Linked DNA regions of Mus musculus: all the other regions are linked to region 1. A link is a loop called in an ENCODE intact Hi-C map of the cell type or tissue named here. Cell type or tissue: heart. All regions are shown on one strand. Region 1 has its middle 59 kb from the start of Gm40016. Region 2 holds the start of Gm30305 (a long non-coding RNA gene). Region 3 holds the start of Hs3st3b1 (heparan sulfate (glucosamine) 3-O-sulfotransferase 3B1). Region 4 holds the start of Gm12292 (a long non-coding RNA gene).

Region 1 (5,000 bases):
CTAACACACATACCCTTTAACTTCTCTGATGTTCTTGTTTTCAAAATCACAAATCAGTGCTTTACAGAGCTGTGGGAATTTGGTAATATGTCCTGGAAAGCATTTCTGCTGAATCTCACAGAACAAAACAAGCCAGGAATGTAGGCAATGGCACCTAATACATGTGGACTTAGGATACCAATTTCTGCCACCTCATCTATCCAGAGCCTAAGACTTGTCTCTGCTTCTTGGTATAGAGTGAGGGAGGGATCCATAATCTTGATGACTGAAGGGCTGCATGCATTAGAATTCCTCATAGCCTTTATCTCTCAAGGACTGCTCTCAGACGCTCGGTTTATCCGTATCAAATGAGAAAGGCACAGTTGCTCTGTCTTCTGAATACTACAGTATTCCATTTTATACTAAGAGTGATAAGGGAGAATTATTAGTATCCTCCCAGACTATCTCATAGCTTCCAGAGAGGGTCAGATGGCATCACAGACAGTGGCATGCCAGTCTCATATGTCATTTATTTTAAATCGCCTTCACATGCCAGTTTACAGATCCCTTCTCCCCTGAAGTCTAGCACTTCATCCATCACGCAGGATTTGTCCATGTCTTTGATGCTACCCTTCCCCCATGAAGAATTTTATGTTGGAATCCATTGGGTTAAGAAATAGAATCATGGAGTCAGTCCATAAGAGTCACAATGCAAGTGATCATGTTCATCCATCAATTAGACCTGATGTCCCAAGGAGGCAGGCTCAGTCTTAGTCTGGTCTTAGGGCTGGCTCAAACACCACTTGAAGCATGCTTAAAGAAACTTCTATTGGGAAGAATAAGAATAAGAATAGAAAGAGGAGGAGTGACAGGAGAGGGAGGAGGAGGGGGAGGAGGAGGAGGAGAAAAAAGAGGAAGGAAGAGGAGGAGGAGGAAGAGGAGGAAGAGGAGGAGGAGGAGGAGGAGGAGGAGGAAGAGGAAGGAGGAGGAGGAGAAGGAGAAGGAGAAGGAGAAGGAGAAGGAGAAGGAGAAGGAGAAGGAGAAGGAGAAGAAGAAGAAGAAGAAGAAGAAGAAGAAGAAGAAGAAGAAGAAGAAGAAGAAGAAGAAGAAGAAGAAGAAGAAGAAGAAGAAGAAGCGCTCCTAGAAGTTGAGTTCCAGACTTAAGGTCGACGCACACAGCTCAGATTGACATTATCCTGTAGCTTTCCTCCAGGATCCGTGGAGAGCTAAGGATAAGAGGGTGAGCCATGGAAGACGAAGGCTCTGCTTTCACAAAATGTGTATTTTAGTCATGGATGGGTACACCAAACATAAACACAAGTCTGAGTAGTGGTCAGTGGCTTATAAAGATAACCAAATGCTTCTACACAAGTTGACAGAGTCCAGTAACCAGGTGACCACTCAGACCCTCTGGTGGTAATGGAGGAAGCAGATCTCACCCTCAGAAGTTTGGAGTGGAGAGAACCTTAGGCCTGAGGAACAGCAGCTGAGGGTGGACGTACTAACAGGAGATAGGTAGGCCAAGGGTTGAGAGGTCACATCAAGCATGCAGGAGTCTGTGCACTGTGGGCAAAGGCATGGCTTTTCCTGTTGATTGGACATCTCCAAGATCACCTGGGTAGAAAGAAAGTGAGTGTTTCCTCAGAAGCAGGGTGCTGTGATTAGATGAGACTTGCCTCTCAGGAAACCCATGTTAAATGAAGCCGCTGTGATCAGTGAGGCTGTAGAAAATGTGGGAATTTAACAGCAGAGGCCTCAGCCAGATCTTGTGGTGCATGTCAATTCTGAGGAGGTCCAGGCAGGAGTATCAGAAGTGCAGGCTACCTTGTGCTATATATGGCAGGACCCTGACTTTAAACAAAGTGGAGCTTGGAGATTCTTAGGTCAATGGGGGGAATGCCTCCAAGGGGATTTGGGGACTCCCTACTCCTTTCAGTTGTGAGATGTGATCTGGGATGGCACAGCAGACCTGGTGTGTGTATTGGGGTGCAGGGGCTCAAAGCCTGTAAGATGTTTCCAGTTTAAACACTCTAAACCAAATAAAACTCTTTTCTTAATAAAATTACCCTGCTCTCAGTACTTTTGTTACTGTGTTGAAAATGGAACGCAGACGACAGCACACATGCAAACTAACATGAGCACGGAGATCAGAAGCAGAGCTGAGAGCGATGGCACAGAACTTTAATCCCAGTACTCAGGAGGCAGAGGCAGGTGGATTTCTGAGTTTGAGGTCAGCCTGGTCTACAGAGTGAGTTCCAGGACAGCCAAGGGTACACAGAGAAAGCCTGTCTCGAAAGGAAAGAAATTCCAAGCAACTTCTACCCCCAATTATCCCAATTATGAAAATTATGAATAATATAGAATTGTACATTTGACTCTTGCTAAAGCCTTCCAAAAGGCGCTTCATACACTATTCTGACTCCTGTTCTGTGCTCTGGGTTCTCTCAGGCACTGATTACCGAGTTTTCTGATCTTTGGAGCGCTGGTCCTCAGCAACTGGGCTTTGGAACCCCGTTTTCCTTAGCAATTAGAGGGATTTGGGCCTGAGCCTCCACCTCCCTAGAGGTCAGTCCTTTCATTTGGCCACCAGTCAAGTGCTGACTGACATCGGCAACCTCTGCTCACAAGGTTAGAGCTGGATGGTTCATTCATAAGCGGCACAAGTTCATTTGTGTAAAATCAAACCCGTTTGATATGTACACATACAAAGTTTCTATAGCTGAGAAAGCCACACACCAGTCTCTGAGCCGTGATGGGTTGGCCGGGTGAACTCAACCTCAGAGGATGACTGCATCCCACCCCATGATTCTTTCCACGCTTCCTTGTGCAGGAAAGGCTGTCCTCTCTCGGCTCCTTAAGAACCTAGCACCTCTAAATCAGGAAGACAGTCTTATTTTCAAAATTCAAGAAATTCGAGGAAGGAAGAGAAAGCTATTTTGCATTTTTGCTAATTGGCATCCTGAGAACGGTAAGGTGAAGAAGCGCCTGAACCCTAGGGAGTATTGCTGAGGGTAAGGCGCCCTCTACCGGTGGACACGCCAGTGAGGCACTGTACACCCGAGAAGTTTTTATTTGGGACCACTTGTTTGGATCCTATTACCTACAAATCTCTTTTCCTAAGAGATTTGGAAGAAAACAAACGGGCCATGACCTATTCAATAGAAACATTGTACTGATTTTTCTCCTGATGCAGGATGTTTTCCAAGTTTGTATTACGGGAACACAGAGCAGGCTGGGCTTAGAGCTGATAAAGGCTGTGGTGGGTGTTTATGGAAGCGGTCTGGTGAAATGCTATAGACGCATCTTGTAAGTCAGACTGGCCTCATTTATGGTTTTCCTGCCTCTACCTCCAATTTGCTGGTATGAATGCCCTGGTCTTGGGATTGCCCCTTGAGATTTACTTTAAAACCCTGTGGCGTTGTATGGAAGAAAAGGCTGATGTGCCCAGGACAAACAGACAGTTTCTTAGTGCTAGAGCTGGTGGAACCAGGTCTCCAGGTTTGAACTGAGCCTGGAAGATGGCATTGTGGGCTGGTAAGGGACTGAGGGTGGTCTTGACATTTCACAAGTTACCAAGGACCCAAGTGTCCCTTTATATGTCTCTCTCCTATATATTTTAATACAGCACATAACTAAGTCTGTTCGGTTCAATTTGCCACCGTCAGCATCACGGCCATTCTGCAGGGACACAGGAATCAGGTACAAATGTTAGGATCAGATTCAGAACTTGTTGATTAATTGTTTGCGCTTATTGGTTGGCCTTCCATCGGGACGATGAACTGAGTTCTTAGAAAGATGAATTAGCCATAGACTCTGCCCTGGAAACATCTCTAAGGGAGGAGACAAGATGCAGACAAATAACTCAGATGAGGCACAAAGGGCTGAGTGGCGAGAGGGATATGGGATTCCGACCGTTAGTGGGAATCATCTAAAACAGGACGGTCTTTCTGAGGAACCAGGAAGAAATTTTCTTTCACTGTTTCACCTTTGACCGCTGACCTTGCCTTAGCTAGGATACTCGGCCATAGGAAACGGTAAACTACAGTGGCTTCATAATTGTGCTCCAATATTTGGGAATATTGTAAAAAATACATTTTTAAACAAAGAAAAATAGTGTGGCTATGAACTTATAAGAGAAAGCATTCCAGTGTCTGCCTGCCTCTGGGTGAATATCGTGCCGTCATTACAGCATGAGCACAGACTGTTGGTGTAACTGAGGACTGTGAGTCTTCAAGAGCAGGAGCAGAGAAAGGACATTGAATGTGTGACCACAGAAGAGAATTAGATACCCACACACAGGGAAAAGACAACATGGTAATATCTAAAATTATGTTAATACAATTTAAACAGTGTGCTTGGTAATATGGGCTTTAAGAGCGCAGTCAGCTAAATGCTGAAAAATGACCAGTTTGGCTGCAAAGCTTTACATTAAAATAATGTAAAATTCATGACCCCATTTATAAATAGCCAAAGAGTTAAACTGTTAGCTAAACCAAGAGTGGTGATTCTTGCCTGTAATCCCAACATGCAAGAGAATGAGGATTGCTACGCCTCTGAGGCTAGCCTAGGCTACATGCCAAGACCTTGTCTCAAAAACAAACAAACAAACTAATTAATTAACTAATTAATCAAAGAAACAGTTCTTGGAGTGTAGCTCAGTTGGTAGAGTGCTTGCTTAGCATTCAAGAAGTCCTGGATTCAAGTCCCCAAACTGCACAGAACAGATATGGTAGTTAGCACATGCCTACAATCCTAGCATCTAGGCACAGGATGGGATGGAGGGAAGAGGATGAGACGTGTAAGGTTCTTCTCAGCGGTACACAGGCTGTTCAATGTCAGGATAGGGAACACGAGGTCCTCACCCCACCCCACCCTCCCCCATCAAAAAAACAGAAGGAAGAAAGCTTAGCTAGCAGTTACTTAACAAAGGCAGAGAGGTCCGGATACATGGCTCTGTTATGCAACTCCTGATGGCGGACAATTAAAGGGATACACAGGCTCTTGGTTCTGTGAGGTTTAAT
Region 2 (5,000 bases), 1.3 Mb before region 1:
GGATGTCACATCATTGGATGTTGGGATGTATCTAGTTTCCAACTCTGACATTCAGAGGAGGTCAAGGCCCACAGGTATTCCCAGCTCCTCTCCCTCAGCTTCTTCATATGACAGGAGTGATCTCTTAGGTGTGCATCTCACCGGGCGGACTCTGATGCCCTGGCTTTAAGATTCAGGCTTTGAAATTTCTTTTTTTAAAAGATGTCTATAGTTCTTATCATTCTCTAGTTTATTAAAAGTACAGTAAACAAATAAAAGTTGTATTTATGATGAATGACAGGTTTGAAATAGATGGATAGGGAGATGATGGATGGATAGATAGATAGATAGATAGATAACAGATCGATAACAGATCTGTTTTAGTGTTGGTACTTTGAGATTTTGATTCCTATAGCATTCCTGGTGAACATAAACATTAGAAATTCTCAGTGAAAGTCTAGAGGGCTGAACTCAACAGTATATGAAAATAGTCATGTCCCATGACCAAATAAGCTTTATCTCTGTAATGTGAGGATGTTTCAACACAGACAGATTCATAAATGGAACACACAGTGTTAGCAGAATGAAAAATAGAAATCACATTATTATCAAAATTTCTATTAGTAACTAGTTGGAACTGTGTCTCTAAAGCAAATGATAGAAATCCACACACTCTCCCTAACAAAGACACTTTGTGGGGCTGAGATGTAGCCCTAAACCGGGTTCACCCTGAGCCTCCTTCAAATACTTGGTTCCTACATTTCTCAGCCAGAGTTCAGTGTCATCTCTGTTCACAATTACTATTTGCTGACACCCTGGTTGCCTCCCAGAGATGCTCCAAAGTAAGAAAGGACATCTCCTTCTTGCCTTTGTATTCACAGCCACAAAACTCTGGGAATTGTTCTCACTGGCCAGTCTGCATCCCAGCTAAGAGGAAGAGGAGATTCGTGCTGTTAGCTTTGTTTGTTTGTTGTGTGAGATTGAGCAGTCCAGGCTGGCCCTGAACTTTTAACCTCTCTGCCTTCTGAGTCCGGGGATTGCAACTCCTGTGTTCCACCACACTTAGATGGGTTGTGCATCTCTCACTTTAACTGTACTGACTGGAAGGGGCATAAGGCACAGCCAAAGAGGACTAAAGTATATTCCTTGAAAAATATCCATAAGACAGAGACTCCAGGGCTGTGGGTGTCAGCTAGCCTAAGGGAAGGTGGGACAAAGGTCACTTGTCTACAGCTTATGTGTCCGAAGATAGCTCACTTTAATCTAAAATGCTTAAAACAATGTACTCTGTCCTTTAAATGTTGTTACCTCCCAGTCCTGTGGAAATGTTCCAATGCTCTTTCAAATATTCATATTTTCTGAAGAGGCCTAATCCGCAGTTAAGTCTCAAGTGAAATGAAAGGACAATCTAAGACTGAATGAGCAGGCTTATGAGGAAAAATCGTGGCTTTGCCCAATTCACATAAGGGAAACTGCTAAGCATTTAACCCACAACAAAAGGATAATTAGGCGACATCCCTGTCCATTTGATGCAAGGAAAACATTATTTTAGCTAATTAATAATTTCTAAAGCATTTTCTTAATGACACTTTGATGGCAATCTCAAATGGAAACACATCTGTGTACATACAGAGCAATGACTATTGAAATAGTGTGTGCACGCATGCACACACACATCGTAATTACTCTCTGGATTTGTCGCCTGAGGTAACTTGGAAAATAAAGGTCAGATTTAGAAACCATTTATGGTGAGAGCACCACAAGCCCGGGGAAGAGATTTATTCTCCTATTTCTCATCAAAGCTTTTGATCCTAAACAGCATGCCCCCTTCTTTAACATTTGTTTCCACATTTATTTGTGTGCAATATGAAGGTAGGGCTGAGGACAACTTGCCAGGCTCAGTTCTACCTACCCACGATATGGGCTCTAAGGATTGAATTTGGTCTTCAGGGTTGGCAGCAAGCATCCTTGCCCTCTGAGCCATCTCATTGGCCACTAGCCTATACCTTCTTGTGGTCTAAACTTCATAATACCAAATTTCAAGTCAAAATATACTGACTAGACTACAGCTTTGAAGTTATCGTGCACAGTATGGAAGGTAAAATCATTAAGATTTGATTGGGTATTAAATTGTCTCAATTTATCTCCTTTAAGGAACGTGAGAAACACGCGCGTGTTTTTCCCAGAGAGCTCTGCTCATAAGTACGGGTTGATCCAGCCTCTCGACTCCAGGGGCAGCAGCCAGTTACAATCGGCAGTCAGTACTCTCCTCTCCGTGTATCCTCAATCCTTTCTTTCTCTGGAGGCTCCTATACTGCTCTTTCAGAGTCCAGACCAAGGTTAGACCATCCATGGGCTCCAACAGGAACTGATAGGTGCAAATTCTTTGTCAGATCACTAAGAAATGCTGAGGGCACTTAGACCTTTGAATTAACCAGGTAAGATAAAAACATTTTAACCTAGCCCAGGCACACTCATTTTTCCTGGTGTCCAGCCCCAGTTGGGTTCCCCCTTTTTCTTAGTGTCCAGCCTCTGGGCTTTTGCTGAAGCTTCCGGGTTCTCCTCCAGAGGAGTGGTTCCTCAGACAGGCCCACTGCTGACCAGTAGGGGGAGCCCCAATGTAAAGGCATCGTGGGCTGTTCAAGTTTCTCACACACAGGAATTACATAATTTGTGGCATACTAGGAATGAGATAAGTGCCATTAATGTAAGATTATGTTTTTTTCCTAAATGGGTTAAGATGATTTTAAGTTCTCAGTTAAACGACTAAGAATGAACAGACTTCTACCTGACTTAGGAGTTATTGATGGTTGCTAACTGCATTTTAGAACCTTAAGCACTTTCACAGTTCAGAGTGAAGGGGCAAATAGGGAGGCCAGTGTCTGTCGGTGCAGGAGATGTCAGGGCTGCAGTGGGAGGTGAAGGACACCTGACAGAGACCCCTGTAACCTTAAGACAGTGACTTAAGTGTGGGCCCTGGAGAAGCACCAGTTGCAAACGTTCCTTTGATAACAGCTCAGCAGCCTGAAATCACACACAGCAGGGCAAACAAGCTCATTGCTCATGATCTACACAGATCAGGGTTGGAAACAGGGTAGAAGAACATAGGTCTGAACCCAAGGACAGCCAAATGCTGAAGGCCAACTCTCCTGATTGCCCTTCCTACAACTAGCAGTGGATCTCAATTTCAGCAAAGAGAAAATGGATTTCTTTTCTTTCTCTTTTCTTACAGCTGAGAGATTTTTAAATTAGAGTTAACATGCCTCAAACAGAACTTAGAGTGCATCCATGAGGGTGAATAGACCAGAGGAGAGGTTGAATAAAAGAGGGAAGGGAAGGGAAGGGAAGGGAAGGGAAGGGAAGGGAAGGGAAGGGAAGGGAAGGGAAGGGAAGGGAAAGGAGAGAAATTTTCTTACTGGTTTTCTTATCAAAGTTGAAAAGCTCTATGGAACCAGGGTAGCAGTTACAAAATGGTTTGGAGTTGAAGTTAGGGGATTGTCTACAGACAAATGCAGACTGGATATATACACTTTAAACTGTCGAGACAGATGTGGCCTGATGATAGCTTGCCATAGCACACCAAACAATCACTGAAGTAGAAGGCAGCAGAGTCTACCTTAGAGGCAGAACACACGCAAGAGCTCACTGTGTAAAGCGCTGTACCAGAAGGGAAAGGCTGCCAGAGGCAGTGTTGATTGGCTTGGGGAGAATCAGTGGAGACTTTCCAGAAATCATCATTTTTGCCAGCTTGAAGAGTATGTAGGTATTAGGAGAAAAATGTGGCTTGATGGGTGAGAAGGGAAGTTGTCACCCAGGCTGAAGTAACTGCCTGGATAAAGTCTCAAAACCAAAGGGCCGGGGTTGGAGAGATGAGCCAGCAGTTCCAAGCACTCGCTGCTCTTATGGAGAGCCTAGGTTCAGATCCCAGTACCCACGCTGGGGGGCTCACTACTCCTAACTCCAGCTCCAGGGTGCTCAGACGCCCTCTTCTAGCCTCTGCAGGTATGACATCTATGTGCATATACCCATGTGCACACATACACAGACATATACATAAATAAAAATAAAGTGAATCTTCAAATAACAAAAATGGAAAGAAAATGCTACCCATTGTTGTGACAGAAACCATCTCTGTAAAGTTAGAATATCAACAGCAACAACGACAACAACAAAGATTGAGCTGATAAGGCACAAGCAAAGCAGAGAGTGATTTCCAGAAGAGAGGATTGTTTATATGAATCACTTCAGCCATATATAGAAACTGAAAAGGAGGATAAATACAGTGTCACTTCTAAGTAAGGACGATGCCATAAGAAGATAAAGGCTTCTTTATGTGTATTTTTTAATGTGTATTTTTTTTTTTAAAACGGGAGTCCCTAGAGATCATGAGGACAATGAATAGCAGGAGAGGAAGACTAATGAAAAAGATCAGTTAGGAGACCACTACAGGATTCTGGGATGCCAATGTAGTCTAAGCCAGAGAAATGGTCATGAGATGGGTGCAAGTAAGAGATGATTCATCAAGCCATCTGATATGAGTATGTGGGAGAAAGCAAGAATGACAAGCAGGTGACCATGTTGGAACAGTTAAATGCCATTTTCTGAGAAGGAACCTCAGACATAGATCGAATAGCCAGTTGTGCATTGTACATGTTGAATGTAATGTGTTAATGAGTCATTAAATGGACTGGAATGAGGGAGCCAGGTTAGAGATAAGACCCCATGGGAAGTGGTAAAGACAGTAGAGAATTCCATCTGAGGAGATGGCATTGCCTGAGTGTGTACAGGTGAAGGAGAGAATATCACAGGAAGAGTAGAGAAACCTAAGAAGACGCCAGGTAGACTATGGCTGAGGCATGAGGAAGAACTTATCCCATGTCCCTGCAGCAGGGAATCATAAGGGTATATTAAATAGATAGAGCTGTTAGAGTATTATTGAAACAAATAAGTGTCTAAGTTACATACAGAAATCTTTGACCCCTCCTTGAGTACTTTGAAAGGATGTATGGAAGGGCATATTG
Region 3 (5,000 bases), 520 kb before region 1:
GGGAAAGTTAGTGACTTCCGCCGAGGTTTTCCCTACTTAAACTTCCTAAATCAGGGTCTGTTGGAGGCCCTTCCCTGAGCCCCGATTATGAAACTGGGTTTGCGGGTGGGGCTGGAAACACGTCTGGTCGGCTTTCCCTCTTCCATCCCTGTCTCTTTTCTGCAGCTTTTACACTCAGGAGCCGGATGGCGGGACCCTTGGATGAGGACTGGCATCTTTGTCACATAGGCAACTATAGCCAAGACTGGCCTCAGAAGCGAGTGTGGAAAAGCGCGCGTGTATAAGAGAGCGCCACTCAACCGGGTGGGACCTCTTTCAGCGTTGGGTCACTCCAGCATCCTCACCATCTGCTCCTGTCACCAGCCGATGGCCTCGCCTCCCTGAACCCGCCCCTTGAATTCTGAAGCCAATAGCAACCCCATACTGCTCTACCCCCCTTCGCGAACCCTTTCCACACCCCCACGTTCCGAGAGACGATTGGCTGTTTCGACTTGGGTGAAGCTCCGGCATTTGCATGCTGCTCGCGCCTCCTGGTAGGTAGCGCAGCCCGTCACTCGGAAGGCCGGGACCGCCCACTCCACCTCAGTGCTGGGCTCTCTTCCTGCGCAGTTCTCCGCCGCAGCCTCAGCGGGCAAGCGCCGGGGCTGCTCTCAATCTCCTGGCTGCGAGGAGGCAGCCCCGGCGAGCTGTCGTGCGCCCCGTCCAGAGTTACTGAGTGCGGGGCACAGCGTAACTGACAGCGCGTCTGCTCACAGTTCCCGTCGCCTGGACTTAGCTTTCCAACCCCGGCTTCTCGTGGGCATCATGTCAAGAGCCGTCGCCGCTGCAACCGCCGCCGCCACCCGGGGAAGAGCCGCAGCCTCGGCAGCCGCGCGCGCAGGAGGGCAATAAACCGAATCACTCCGGGCTCAAAGTGGCAGGGGACCGTCGCGGTGCTCTCTGTTCCGGCGGGACTCCTGCCATGTGCTGAGCCATGCCCCTGGCCGCGCCCGCGGGCCGCGTATGGGGCAGCGCCTGAGCGGCGGCCGGTCCTGTCTCGATGTCCCGGGCCGGTTCCTGCCGCAGCCGCCGCCGCCCCCGCCGCCGGTGAGGAGGAAGCTCGCGCTGCTCTTCGCCATGCTTTGCATCTGGCTGTACATGTTTTTGTACTCGTGCGCCGGCTCCTGTACCGCCGCTCCCGGCCTGCTGCTCCTGGGCTCGGGGTCCCGCGCTACTCACGCTCAGCCAGCCCTGGTCACAGCTCCGAATGAGACATCCCCTAAGATGCCCTTCCGGGCACCTCCGGCCAATTCGCTGGCTGCAGGCAAGGATAAGACAGTAGGCGCTGGGAGCCAGGAGGAGCAGAGTCCAGAGGCGCCGGACTCCCCCAGTCCCATCTCCAGCTTCTTCAGCGGCGCTGGGAGCAAGCAGCTGCCGCAGGCCATCATCATCGGGGTGAAGAAGGGCGGCACGCGGGCATTGCTGGAGTTCCTGCGCGTGCACCCCGACGTGCGCGCCGTGGGCGCCGAGCCCCACTTTTTCGACCGCAGCTACCACAAGGGTCTTGCCTGGTACCGGTGAGTTTCCTCTCCAGGGGCCGCTGCGCCGGCCGTGATCCCGACCGTGAGCCCCCACCGGCCGTTGCGCGTCAGGTGGGGAGGGAAGCAGGGGTACAACTTCCGTCAATTTAGGGCGGGCGGGGACCAAAGTGCGACCGCACATTGCTGGTGGACAGTTGGGGAGAAATCAGATGCTCCGGAGTAGGCTGAGACAGCCACCTACAGAAACTTTTAGCTTGGCACCGTTGGCTGGTATGCTGCGCCCTAGAACCATTTAGGTGATCTCTCCACAAAGACACCCACCCGGCAGCTACTGGGAAAGCGCCGGAGGAACCGGTTACCTTTTGGCTGTGGCCGCATCCCACGCGAATAACTCGGAGTGGTTAGGATTTTGTCTCTCTTGCAGCCAGGGACGCGGGGAGGAGTGTTGTGCGCCTCTGGGTCACAGCCTTTAACGAGCACCAACTGCTAGAGTCGCTTCTGCTGCCCAGATGGGGAGAGGGGCGCAGGCTAAGGCTCAGAGCCAAGGGTGTTTTGAGTCTAACTTTTTGTTACAATTCTTCTTGTTGCCGCAACCCGAAGGGGGTCTGACCCGCTCAGCTTGCGAGGCGCTTGTGCTAGGGAGGGTAACCGGGAGGCTGCGCGACTTTGCTGGCTGCGGCGCGCCGGGCGTGGAGCTGTGCTGGTCCCTGTCGGGCAAAGGCGCGCACTGCAGCGCGCAGCCTCTTTGAAGGCTTCTGGGCGCCCGAGGCGCTGCCGGCGCAGCCGCTTCGCCTTCCCGGTCTCGGTGCTGGGAGCGCCAAGACAAGGACGTGTATTTCTGCGGACCTGGTACATGTCCGACCTCAAAGAATATCCCTGGGCCATTGATTGAGAAATGAGGGTTGTTTCGGGGTCGTGGCTTCCGGCTGTGAGCCCAGTTCTAAAGGGACCGAGGCTCCCGGGTCACATTCACGACCTCTGCCCACTGCATCCCGGGCTGCTGGTTTGGTGTGAGTTGCTGGAGGGGTCACACCCCAGTTTCCGGAAACCCAGCCGGGTCCTCAGCGCTTTAGGTCATCACCCAGCATTAGCGTCTCCCTCGATTTTTTTCCCCCCAGACCCAATTACTTTCAAAGAGCATCAGGATTTCCGAAAACAAGGAGAAACACGAACCGAACCCGGCTCTCTGCCTCGACCATACTTTCTAGGACACGGATGGCGTGGCAAATAAAAGGGCCTGACCCTGAGGATTAAAGCAGCTTCCTTCCCAGCCTCTCTCGCCCCCTCCCCTTTGTTCTTTACTACTATTATTATTATTTTAAATTGGGAAGAGTTGCCCAAGTCTGGAGGTTTAAGCCAGCAGTGACGGTCTCCTTTCTCACAGTTCCCAGAACACTGCGGGCTAAGAATGGAGACTCCGGGTGCAACGCTCGGATTCTCGTCCGATGAGTCCTGGGTCTCATCCGGGCACTGGGAATAACTTGGATTCTGGCTGGGCCTGGAAGGGTGAATCCTTGGGTGCAGCCAGGAGCAGTTTACCACGGGGGCCTTCGCTATCTGTAGGCTGTTGCCATCGATGTGTTGTTGATGCCATTACCTCTTTGCCTCCACTCGTCCTGTACACAACGGGCTCCTGGGATAAGGTTCCGAGGACCTGGTGGCAGGCTAATCTTTAGAATCATTTCTGGCGGAGCCGAACCCGAGGCAGCCTGGGTCTTTTTTTTTTTTTTTTTTTTAACCAGACCCACTCGGGCTGGGTTGGTAGCAAGTGGCGGGCGAGTCGCTGAGCCCTTGAAGGTTTTAGAGGCACCTGGGGCAGGTGGTGGAAATCCCCACTGGAAGATTCACACAGAGGCGGCGGCAGAGGTGGCTGCCTCCACCTGCCACCGCCCTTGGGGCTCTGGAGGCCCTCGCTTCTCTTGGGCGGCGACGGAGAGCACAGCCGAAGAGCTTGGCGGGGACCGGCGACCCGAAACCGCGCCGCCAGCAGCCATGCGGGCCACCCGGGTTCCAACAGGCCGCGGGGGGCCGGGGTCCTTTTCCTTCGGAAGCCATAGGGAGGCACGGGCCTCGCGGCGGTGACCTGGTGATCTAGCTGCAGTAGCAGTAGCGCAAGTGTCCTGTCCGCGCGGCCTTCCCTGGCTGTCCCACCAGCGACCAGTGTGCCAGCAGAGTTACTGAATATTTTCTTAAAAGAAAAAAAAGTTAATGCTGTTTATTTAGAGCTTATAAATCATTTTAGACTGTTCGGAGTGCCTGGAGCAATGTAAGGACTTCACGATTTATTTGAAAGCAACCTTGAAAGTCTAAATCCAACAGGCTCAGGAGCCGCTGACCCAGAGGGCTGCAACTATCCCTTCCCGGCTGGAGTCCACCGGGCACTCAAGGCTGTGCTCCAAACCAGGCCTGTAGGGTCCCTCCTTCTCTGTCCCGAGATAGGCCACCCGCTGGAGAACAGCATAAATAATGATTAACTAGAATGTTGTTGCAAGGCACAATCTTGGTTAAAACAAGTCCTCAAAGCCGAAGTGTGAGCAAGGCGAGGCGCTTTTAAGGCCTTTGAGACAAAATGGGAGGGTGTGTGGAATGGATGGTTGAGTTCTGGGGTCAGCGGGCAATCGGTTGTAGAATGAGGGTCGTGGCTGTGTCTGAGCGAGTTGTTAATGAGTTTAATGGGTTAATACACAGACCTGCCAGGGGCCCAGAGCCTCGTGGATTTTCCTGGATGCCAGGGAATTTGCAGTCCTTACAGCTCCCTACCAATGCACCATCAGCCAACGTGGGGGTGGGGGTGGGGGTGGGGTAGGGTGTGTGGCAGAATCCTGGGAGGTCAGAGCCTGCTTTGGTGGCAACTTGGAGCCGACCCTGCTGCCTCCACCACCCAAGTTTGCAAAATCGAAGCTAATATGAGCTAGTTCCAGTCTGTTTGAGGCCCAGTTTGTCCAGAGTTCTGAGCTGACTTTCCAGTTCATATCCAGGGTTCTCTGATCACTTTCCAAACTTAGTGATGTCTAAGGGGCTCATGGGGCTGTGGTGTCTGAGAGGATTGGGGTTAGGAGACCAGAAATTTACAGGCCTTGGAGCAAGCCACCAGCCGGCCTGGTATAAAGATTTAAACTGACAGAGAGACATTGATGTTTTTAAAAAGGATTTCTTCTTGATCCAGCTCAAGTTTTTGTAAATTTCCAAGAATTTGATGACCAGAGTTTAGGAGTTAAGTTAGTCAGACTTTATATGATTGTCATTTGCTCCACAGTAGTGGGAACTTCTTTCAGGTCCCCTTTCAATTTCTGTTGTACAAAATAAGCGGCAGAGGGGGGTGGGGGTAGGGAGTGGGGGGGGGCGGGGAGTGAGTGGGGGTGTCGATCTCTGTGGGTGTGTGTATGTGTGTGACTCGCTCTGTGTGTGTGTTTGTGTCTGTGTGTGTGTGGTTTAACAATACTGTTAAAATGTACTAAACATTTGTTCCAGGCACTGTTT
Region 4 (5,000 bases), 1.5 Mb before region 1:
CTTTTCTTTATCAAGCCCTAAATATTTTGTCATGGTAACAACAAATGGAATGAAATAGTTTGGATCATGTCCGTCAGTGTGGCCCCAGGGAGAGGGAAAAGCAATGCCCTTCTGTGATAGCTAATTGTAGTTTTCAACTTGATTGCACTGGGGACTACCTAGGAGAGTAGGAAGCCTCAGCTTTGGGTCTGTCGCTAAAGCCATTTCCAGAAAGGATTAAGTAAAGATGAGAGCCCTCCCCTGAATATGGGTAACACCCATCACCAGCTGGCATTGAATAAAGGGGTTGGGGAGTGTAAGGACCTCCCTACCAGCCACTCCGGCTCTCCTGTCCATCACCATGTGAACCGCTCCCTCGTTCTCTCTGCCATGGAAGGCTGACCTGCCTACCTTTCAAACCAATACAGAGCATATGGCTGAAGTTCCTGTAATATAAGTCAGAATAACAAGAGAGTACATAGATTATTTCCACGTAAATTTATATGATAAAAGCCTTAGAAATGAAGATTCCCCCCCCCCAAACAGTTTCGATGTGTACCATTTTAATGCTTAGATTAAGAGGCATGTCATGAATTGGGAGAATTTAAGCAACATTCCATTCATCATACTCTCCTCTGGGACTGGTGTCTTCCAAGATAAGGGTGTTCCTTTGTCCAGCCATAGGGAGGGCAGGGACTCTTACAATGCCCTACAGAGAAGCAGGGCCAGGAGGTGAGTCTCCAGCCATCCCTCTTCTATTCTCTCAGGTGCAGTAGTGTTGTATCTTAAGGGTACGTCTCTTGCACCCCACCACTGAGCTTTGCCCTTCCCAGTTCACAATGTCTGCGCAACTTCACCACAGTGGTGCATCCTTCATTTGCCACTTCCCAGTGTTCTCACCCTCAAGGAACAAGACTTTTAGGTTAGTGGATAACAGCCATGTTGGCCTCACTGCATTCCTGGGATCCCTGCCTGTGGGAAGCAAGGAACGAACAGTACTTAATACAAACAGGGTTCCCAGCACCCTGTTCACTTAGAGCCTTAGCTTTTAATCTTCAACAAACCAAGTAGAGAAAATAACAGCTTGTAAAGGGCCAGTTTGTGAAGGAGTCAGGAACTGGTTATACTCTGGGGACACAGCCCCCCCCCCCCACCACCACCTCGAGTTTGGGCAGGAACTGACCAGGTAACTCATACTGGGCTTGTTTACAGTGATTTAGCTGTGCAATGCAGTTTAGGAGGCTGGCGAGCTTCTAGGCACTGAGAGGACCATTGTCAGCCCAAGAAGCAGTGGCAGCAGGCGCCCCTGCCCTCCAACAGAATGTGTCCTTTCTGTTAAAATGTCAAGCTTGTTTTAAAAGGGGCTTACGTTATTGTTATTTTCTTTAACAGGAGGCTTTGAGGTGCGAACTGAAGGGTGTTATTCCTCCACCGAATGTGACTGCTGGGTTACCCAGGGTGCCCGTGCCCTGGAATGAATGGGCACATTATGCCTGCCATTAAAAGTTGTGGCTCTTAATTAAAAACGTGATCTTGGGTCTTTATGGAGACATTGTTTAGGTTTTCTCTAGCTGTTAACACGTAATAAATCATTTTAAAAGGACCTTTTCCCCCTATCGCCCCGAATGGGGAGTGCGTTTTTTAAAAAGCAATTGGAAAATAAAACCGGGATTAAATTTCGTGTTTGACAAGGTGCTAAGGGGCTCAGCACCTCAGCTGGGGTAAGACAAGAGAGCTTTGCTTAATCGGCTACTGACCTCTCCTTGCTGACTCTGGCCTGGCCTGGTGGGTTCAGGCTGCCAGGGTGACACTGGTGTCAAAAGTTTAGCTTGGAGATGTCAGGACAATTTACAGACAGCCCACCTTCACCTCTGTTCCCTCTATTATATTGTGAGTGTAAAACCCGTGGTGGAGAAGGCACCTCCTATCATCATGAGCTTGCCAGGAAAGCTAATAAAGTGAGGAGCACGTGGGTCCGTGCGGGTGTGGGAGAGATCCCAAAATCACCCTCCCCCCACACTAAAGATCTTGTTCTCCTTCTATATTCCTGATACAGCTTTCTAATGGTTTCCAGTTCCTAAAGAGATCCCAGCCTTCCCCCAGATCACCCGAAAGCGTGAATCTGACTGGTGGTCTGGGCCTTCTGACTTATTGGACTAGGCTTACAGCCTTTGGCTGGCACAGTGGAGAGGAGACTGGGGGCTGAAGCAGGGCATGTAGCATGTTGCACCCTGTCTCTGTGCCCCGTGGCCTGCATTCTTCTGCAGAGGAGGAAGACAACGCTTCACCGAACTGTTACCAGATAAGAACGATAACAACTTGAAAGGGTTACTTGTCGCTGGTGCAGAAGCTGCTTGCTGTCTGGGTGACATCCTTTTAAGGCAGGAGCCTCGCTGTCGTAATTCCCTAGCTTGCCAGCAGAGGGCAGAAGGTACATCGGCTTTACAGCACCTGGCATACCTGGTTTCTAGACTGGCTTTTCCTCCGCTGTCCTGGCTATGACCTCCATGCCTGTGTGCTGTGGGGACCACACACAGCAGGCAGTGGTTTTTCCAACGTGTTTACTGAAGGAAATTTCAAGAGAAACCTGTAGAAATTAGAAAACATCGGATTTCTCATTCCATGTTACAGTCCATTCCAAATTTGACCTTGGCCTGCAACCTGCGTTTCTAATCTGCTGAGACCCCTTTCTTTGGAGTGCAACCCTGTGTCCCTGTCTGCCAACTTTGCTCCACACTTCAATCTTGCTTTTCTGTGCCATCTCTACCTCGGAATTCGCCACGACTCAGGCAGCGGTTCTGTGCTCTCAGATGACCGGGATGTTCTCGGTCTCTTTCTCTCTCTCTCTCTCTCTCTCTCTCTCTCTCTCTCTCTCTCTCTCTCTCTCAAGATTCCATGATAGATGCTTGAATCCAGGCTATGCTGGTCCACACTTCAGCTCATGCCCGGAAGTCAAGGCCAATGCACCTGTCTCCACATCTCATCTTTCCGCAAATCTAAGAAAGCTCTGTGCTCTTCAGCCAGCTGCCGCTCTGTTACCAACAGAGAACTGGACAAGGACCGAGAAGGATTGTAATACCGTCAGATTCCTAGTGTTACACTTCTTCATGTTATCATCAGATGAATCTTCTCTGTAGAAAAGTGCAAGATATATGGAGAAGCCCCTCTCCTCCAGCCCTGCTCCCTAGGGAGCAAGGCAGTGTGTGTGAATCTTTCTAGGTAGAAGTATGCCTCTATTCAAATTGATTTTCATTATTACTAATTATTAAATCATGTTTGTGTTTTATATATATATATATATATATATATATATGCACCACATATATGATGTGTTATATATTTTACATTTGTATATGCATACCATATTTGATAAAACTTTGGCATAGCATACCTACAGTGGTTATACATATATTGACAGTCAAGAATAGATACCAATCCTAAATTGAACATCTTTTTCAGTTCTTCTTGCATTGATCTCAGGGAACACTGTGAAATAAGAGGCAGGAAGGATGCAAGAACTGGGGGCTGAGAGGAGAGCTGTGAAGTGTTGTCTTCTTGGCAAGGCGTGGACCTCTCAGATGGGCACATAGCAGCTGTGGTCACCAGCATAAGACCTGATCAAACTAGGGAAACTGCCAGCTTAAGTGATATTGGCTGGGTTTACAGAGAGGGAAAAAAAAAGCAATATTTCATGTGGATTGGGGCCTGTCTTGGAAGAAATATATGGAGGAAGCTGGAAGGGGAAATAGAGATTAGATGTGATCATATTTCATTGAATATATGCAAAGATGTTCATGCTTAAAGGAAGTTATTTGTAAAGCACAGATGTACACGCCTACTATGAGAGGAGCCTAGGGACACAGCGAGCACTGTCTCTGTCCCTTGGGAGCACACACACTGGCTTCCTTGAATTTCCTCCTCACCTCCCTCCTCCCCACCAGCAGTGCTCCCATTTTCTCATTTCCTGTCTTTTCTCCCTAATTTAACACCATGCCCTTGTCTCTAAAAAAATGTATAGTTTTAAAATTTATGTGTTTTCAGCATCCTGTTGTTGAGATCTGCAATTTATTTGTTTTTTTTTTTTTTAATCAGGTAAGCTTCTGATACTTGTGTTAAGGTATCTTGTCACGTTTCATCTCCACTATTGATGACACTCCTTCATAGCACCAAAGAGCCAGTCACCCATCAATCGATGTCGGGCCCTCTCCTGCTTTCTCATATAAAGGTCAGACACCTCTTCTGTTGCATGTGTTTAAAAATGTCAATAACTGAATGGCTGACCATAATAACCATCTGTTCATTATTAACAAGGTACTATTCGTGTGTGTGTGTGTGTGTGTGTGTGTGTGTGTGTGTGTGTGTGTGTGCGCGCGCGCGCTATGGTTTGGGTACATGTCCCTGAAAGGTCCATATATAGAAGGCTTGGTCTCCAGTGATGCTTTGGGGAGGTGGTGACATCTTTAAAGAGTAGGGCTAGAAGCCAGGTCATTTGTCCTTACCCTTGAAAGGAATAGAGGGATCCTCTCCATAGACTGAAGCCTTAGAATTAAGCAGAACTTTTCTGCTTGTAAATTAATTATATTATATTATGTATTTTATAACAATTATGAAAACTAACTAATATTGTGTATGTGTGTGTGTGATTTCTGAAATACAAACATTAGCATTATACATGCTGTCAGGTATACAGGTATGACTGCTTAACATTAGAGATGCATTCTGGGAAATGTGCCCCTTGGCAATTCTGTCTTTGTGCAAGCATGAAAGAGTGCATTCACAGGACTCTGGGTGTCTGGGCGTCACCGGTGAACAACCCTCTGCGGCTGTTGTGGAGGAATGGAGATGTGCTAGGCGTGACACCCAGGGGGTGCTTGACAGCATGATAAAGCACACCGTTGTAGGGTGAACTGTGTAACCAGGAGAAACTCACTCCAGCTAACAACGGAAAGTGTAGTTTGCAACCGTCAAGGAGCATCCGACTGTACTTTTGAGTCTCCTGTGCGGTCTGTGTGGGATGCGCT

Evidence for each region. Peaks named below come from ENCODE experiments on the same cell type or tissue, not always from the same donor. Only the 100,000 strongest peaks of a DNase experiment are listed, where the experiment ranks them.
Region 2: it touches region 1 in a loop (14-fold over the local background); 12 of 42 quality-filtered maps call a loop at or near these places.
Region 3: it touches region 1 in a loop (8-fold over the local background); 11 of 42 quality-filtered maps call a loop at or near these places.
Region 4: a loop joins it to region 1, with 7 times the contacts of the local background. A loop is called at or near these places in 9 of 42 quality-filtered maps.

The regions. Positions count from the first base shown.
Region 1 is chr11:63,402,854-63,407,853 of GRCm38, reverse strand. No RefSeq gene overlaps it. Among named protein-coding and RNA genes, the nearest start is that of Gm40016, 59 kb to the left of the region's middle. In heart, a CTCF peak has its summit at 3,002 (motif pointing left); no DNase peak of the experiment used is centred here; H3K27me3 peaks cover 1,464 bases.
Region 2 is chr11:64,716,457-64,721,456 of GRCm38, reverse strand. It overlaps Gm30305 (a long non-coding RNA gene), which reads left to right and starts at 2,199. Exons shown (of 4, transcript XR_879925.1): 1 at 2,199-2,417. In heart, no CTCF peak of the experiment used is centred here; a DNase peak (open chromatin) is centred at 2,566; H3K27ac peaks cover 313 bases; H3K27me3 peaks cover 1,008 bases.
Region 3 is chr11:63,917,890-63,922,889 of GRCm38, reverse strand. It overlaps Hs3st3b1 (heparan sulfate (glucosamine) 3-O-sulfotransferase 3B1), which reads left to right and starts at 606. Exons shown (of 2, transcript NM_018805.2): 1 at 606-1,556. The coding sequence starts at 1,003. In heart, a CTCF peak has its summit at 2,231; DNase peaks (open chromatin) are centred at 479, 1,419, 1,649 and 2,249; H3K4me3 peaks cover 4,572 bases; H3K27ac peaks cover 3,586 bases; H3K27me3 peaks cover 2,098 bases.
Region 4 is chr11:64,896,352-64,901,351 of GRCm38, reverse strand. It overlaps Gm12292 (a long non-coding RNA gene), which reads left to right and starts at 2,269. Exons shown (of 5, transcript XR_001780237.1): 1 at 2,269-2,410; 2 at 4,072-4,204. In heart, a CTCF peak has its summit at 2,387 (motif pointing right); no DNase peak of the experiment used is centred here; H3K27ac peaks cover 486 bases; H3K27me3 peaks cover 300 bases.